2 separate regions of the Homo sapiens genome follow, and region 2 is linked to region 1. Evidence: read pairs that join two places in POLR2A ChIA-PET (ENCODE). Cell type or tissue: HepG2. All regions are shown on one strand.

Region 1 (2,500 bases):
ACTCTCATAAGACTTTCTGCTTCGTATGAAAAGCATGATGTAAATTCCACAGAACTTGGGGGTGGGGGTGGGGGCAGGGGCCACATAAAAACTCCATAATCTCTAGAATTCCTATTTTCCTACTTACAGGTCTTACTGGTCATGTCTGGTGTAGGGTGGTTGCTCTTGAGGGGCTTTTAGAAATACACAGCTAAGGGCACAGCAGGGGAGCCCTGATTTTTAACAAATCCAGAATTGTATTTAAAAAAAAATACACAGGTAAATAAACAAGCTGGGGCTGGCCCAGGTGTACTGATTTGTGTACTTTTATAGGATAATATATAACAAATTGATTACTGGCCAATCCAAGAGGGGTTTTTGTTTATGTTTTGGGGCCTTTGTTTTTAGAGATGGCTTCTTGTTGCCCAGGCTAGCCTCAGACTCCTGGACTCAAGCGATCCTCCTCCCAAGTAGCTGGGACCACAGGCCTGTGCCACCACACCTGGCAATCCAAGAGTTTTTTGACCTATCTTCTTAATTTCTGTAAAAGCAATCAGTAACAGATACTGTTGGTGAACGAATACGCAGCACAGCTGTGATGGAAAAAGAATAGTGGAGGGGGAATGAGGAGAACCAGTGCTCAGGAGCCCCAGAGATGCTAAATGGGCACTTTACAGCCAACAGCGCTGCTCAGGTGCTTCTGCCTCCCAGAAGTGTCTCTCTCACACACACACACACACACCTGGCCACCCCCAAATCAGAATATGGATCAGAGGGGGTGCCAAGCAAGGGGAGGATTAGGCTGGATCCTGGCGCTGAAGCATAACATTGAGAAGCCAAAGGCTGCCATTCTCCCCTGCTCCTCTCTCCCTCCCTTTCTCAGGTGTGGTGGCCTCATCCATCTTCATTTCTGCCTCCAAAACAAGGCTCCCTTCCTGCTGGCGAGCCCCCTGCTGACTCTCCCTTGGGTTCCCCTCTGTGCGCTGCCCTGAGCCGGAGCTTCCATGTCTAATGCAACGCAGGTGAGCCCGTCCGCCAGGTACTTCTTGGGTGTTTAGGTGCCTGTTGAAAATGGGTCCTCAATTGGCCGGGCGCGGTGGCTCACGCCTGTAATCCCAGCACTTTGGGAGGCCAAGGCGGGCAGATCACGAGGTCAGGAGATCGAGACCATCCTGGCTAACACGGTGAAACCCCGTCTCTACTAAAAATACAAAAAATTAGCCGGGCGTGGTGGCGGGCGCCTGTAGTCCCAGCTACTCTGGAGGCTGAGGCAGGAGAACGGCGTGAACCCGGGAGGCGGAGCTTGCAGTGAGCCGAGATGGCACCACTACACTCCAGCCTGGGCGACAGAGTGAGACTCCGTCTCAAAAAAAAAAAAAAGAAAAAAGAAAATGGGTCCTCAATCAAAGAGTGACCCCCAGAGTGAGCGCCATGCCTGAGGCTTAGAGCAGGGTCACCTCCTCCTTTCAAACAGGAATCCATGCTGAGGCTGGAGCCTCTTTAGACCCACGTGGCCCCACAGCCCACAGAACCAAGGCTGACCCCAAGGCTTGAGCTAAAGCAAACAGTCACGTATATCACGTGTTGCTATCAGATGACTTGTGAGAAGCTGCCTTGTTTCCAGTGCTATCAGAGCCCAGGTGATTCTCTAGCAAATGCTTTGCCGGGAAACCTGGAGGTTTCTTCTTTCGGGATTGCTTCTTTGTGAGTTTCAAACAGAGTAAAATAAAAAGTCTGCCACAGAAAATTGACATCATAATTAAAGGCCCAGAGGTCGGCGTGAGACTGGCATGAGGGGCAGAGGAAGGACATGGGGCCCACCCGGAGTCTCCGACCACCCCCAGGCTCAAGAGTTCCCTCTAAGGACTCACGGAAGTGAGTAAAGCTGTCGGACACACGGCTACAATTATGAGAGTGAACGGACACTGATGAAAATCAGCAACAGGACAAGATGCACAAGGCAGGGCCATCCAGGAGATAGCGGGCTCTGCTCAGAGCTGCCAGCCGTCCTCTCCCCGTGGAGCCCTGCGGCGCGCTGGCTTCTCCTGGTGACGGTGTGCACCAGCTCGCATGGAGTATCGCCAACCAGGGAAGCTCGCCCGAGCCTTGGCGTCCACGGTTTTACTGGTTAATCATGTGTACATGGTGGCCTCAGTGTCCAGCCCCTCCAGAGGTGGGGCCATCCTGTGTGGCCCAAGACCCCCAGCATAAATCACGTTTGCCTAGACTGTCCAGCAGGGCCCAAGGCCCCCAGCTAAACAAAGCCACTCTCACCAGGCACAGCATGCCAAGGGCCTCTCGGCTACTGCAAAGCTGGAGAAAAGGCCAGACTTCTCTTTGGACAAGGTTGAACCTTTACTGAACAGCTGTCCTCCCCACAAGAGGAACTAGAGCACAGAGGGGCTCATCTGCTGGGCCAAGGTAGCTAAGGGCAATGTGAGGGTCTCACAGTCAACCCAGGACCTCCCTAACTCAAAGCTCTTCCCTAACTCAAAGCTCTTCCCGCTACACAGCAAGAAGA
Region 2 (2,500 bases), 1.5 Mb before region 1:
GGGCCAGACTGCCAGAGTTGTTTTGCTCTTTTCTGTGCCTTGGTTTCTCTCCTGCCAAGTGGCTGTAACAATACCTATCTCACAGACCTGTTGTGAGGATAAATGTTGTGGTTTTGGCCAGGGACCTTGCAAAGTGCTTTTGTTAACCTGACCTGTATGGTCTGTGTTTCTCATGGTGAATGTTGTATTTCTCAAATGGCTCAAGTCCTTCAACTCAGGTCCCCGAGTTCAGAGGAGATGCTGCTGGAGGGGTGGCAAGGTGGGGTCTCCCCTCATGCCCTTGGCTCTGTCCATACTGACGTTGTCAAGTGTGACCTGTTTGTTATTGCCTAAAAACACTTAACGAGTTCAAAGCAAAGGGAACATACTTTTTAATTATTTCTCTGCTTGTCTCCAGCAATGCTGTTGTCAAGGAAACCAAAACCTTTGGAAAGCTTTTCAGCTTCTCGGTCGGAAGAGGATACTTGTACAGTGCGTATATTGTCGGTGGAAATGGACCTGTCGTTCTGTAACAAAATCTGTTTCTTTTAAAAGGGCTTACTTCCTTCACTTCTTACAAATGGACTCTTTTTGGCCTTTTAACAGAAGATGGAAAGTTGTTACTGGTATTTTCTCTTTTAAAGAATTGCCTGCATTCTTGACATAGTATTTCATTCATTCAACATCTGTTGTGAGACTTGGGTGCTAGGGATGGGAGTGTGATACAGAGATGAATATAGCCTTTCTGGAAAGGCTCCTGGCTCATTGAAAGAAACAGGTGGACAGATCATTATAGCGCAGCATCATGACTGCTCTGAAGGGTGTTGGGTAAGGTGCTCTGGGGCATAAAGAACAGCCTGGGAGGGGCAGTGTCAGCAAGTCACAGGAGTCCTAGAGGATGGGTAGCCATTGCTCAGCAGCAAAGCGATAGAAAAGCATTCCAGGCCAAGGGAACAGAGTGTGCAAAGGCAGGGAGGTGTACAAGAGCATGCTGCCATCAGCAAACTGCAAGGTAGCTGGACGAGGCTGGGCATTGGATGCATAAGGCATGAGGAGCAAGACAGGCTGGAGAAAACTTTTTTTGTTTTTGAGACGGAGTCTTGCTCTGTCGCCTAGGCTGGAGTGCAGTGGTGTGGTCTTGGCTCACTGCAACCTCTGCCTCGCAGGCTCAAGCAATTCTCCTGCCTCAGCCTCCTGAGTAGCTGGGATTACAGGTGTGCACCACCACACCTGGCTAATTTTTGTATTTTTGGTAGAGACAGAGTTTCACCATGTTGGCCAGGCTATCTCCAACTCCTTACCTCAAGTGATCCACCCGCCTTGGCCTCCCAAAGTGCTGGGATTACAGGCATGAACCACCACACCCGGCCTGGAGAAGACTTCTGATCAGGAGTGGGGAGTGTGAAGAGGTTGCAATACATGCTCTTCGAAGTGCATTCCATTTCCGCCTGACAGAGCCTTGCTTCTTGACATGCAGAGGCATGTCACTCCTTTTGTTCTTGCTTCAGAGGGAAGGGACACTGCTAACACGCTGGAGTTTAATAATTTACTTTTGCTGCAGGAGTATGGCCTTCCTTGTAATGTTTCAGCCAGCATTCCAGTAAAATTTTATGATAGTTAAGCCCTATCGGAGCATTGGTTTTATATGAAAAAGATAAATCATTGTTAGAAAAACAGGAGTCTTAACTTTTAAACACCCCTTGTTATTTTTCTTGTAAAACTTTAAAAAATAATTTCAGATTTATGGAAGAGTTATAAAAATAATACAGAGAGTTCCTATGTACCCTTCACCCAACTTCTTCGAATGGTAACATCTTGCATAACCTGGTGCATTTATCAAACTAAGAAATTAACATTGGTACAACTCTGTTAATTAAACTATGGACTTTATTTGCATTTCACCAGGTTTTCCACTAATGTCCTTTTTCCGTTTCAGGATCCAATCTAGGATGCCATATTGCATTTAGAGAGCTCTTGCTATTTAATAAGTAATTTGTTTTTTTGGGGGGTGGACTGGGCAGTAAGGAATGGACTGGAGCTTGTCCTGGCCACTAATTTTGAGTTCCCTGTTCTGAGCAAACCCTGCACATCCTGGCTGATGTCCCATATCAGGAGACCAGAGCCTTGAAGCTACAGTTAAGCTCGTACTGGATGTCTTTTGGTTTTCAAGACTTGCTTCCTAGTTCAATCATGAACAAGACAAGCAGAAGATTTGCACCTTAATGAGGCTTAAAGAGCACTCACTTATAAAGTGCCATTAGTGACTTGTCCTTAATGGTAGCTGTTTAGTGATAACAGGTTTCTCATTCCTTTTTTCTTTTTTTTTTCTTCCTTTTTTCCTCCTTCTGGATTTAACCCAGCCAGCCTTTTGGGCTAATGTTGACATTAGCTAGAATTCGAATTTAGACTGCTTACCACATTGATGTTTTTACACAACCTTCCTGTGGTTTATCGGATAATTGAGTGTGTCTTGAGGCAGTAACTGAGTTGAAATGTGTTGCATTTAATGAGTGAAACTAGA

Evidence for each region. Peaks named below come from ENCODE experiments on the same cell type or tissue, not always from the same donor. Only the 100,000 strongest peaks of a DNase experiment are listed, where the experiment ranks them.
Region 2: POLR2A ChIA-PET joins it to region 1 with 6 read pairs; 1 of 35 experiments calls an interaction of 5 or more read pairs at or near these places.

What each region holds. Positions count from the first base shown.
Region 1 is chr14:101,931,340-101,933,839 of GRCh38, forward strand. No RefSeq gene overlaps it. Among named protein-coding and RNA genes, the nearest start is that of DYNC1H1, 32 kb to the right of the region's middle. In HepG2, no CTCF peak of the experiment used is centred here; a DNase peak (open chromatin) is centred at 1,562.
Region 2 is chr14:100,396,789-100,399,288 of GRCh38, forward strand. The region is part of intron 2 of WDR25 (WD repeat domain 25); the gene reads left to right. Among named protein-coding and RNA genes, the nearest start is that of WDR25, 22 kb to the left of the region's middle. RefSeq lists enhancers at 776-1,975, 1,304-1,598. In HepG2, no CTCF peak of the experiment used is centred here; a DNase peak (open chromatin) is centred at 1,483.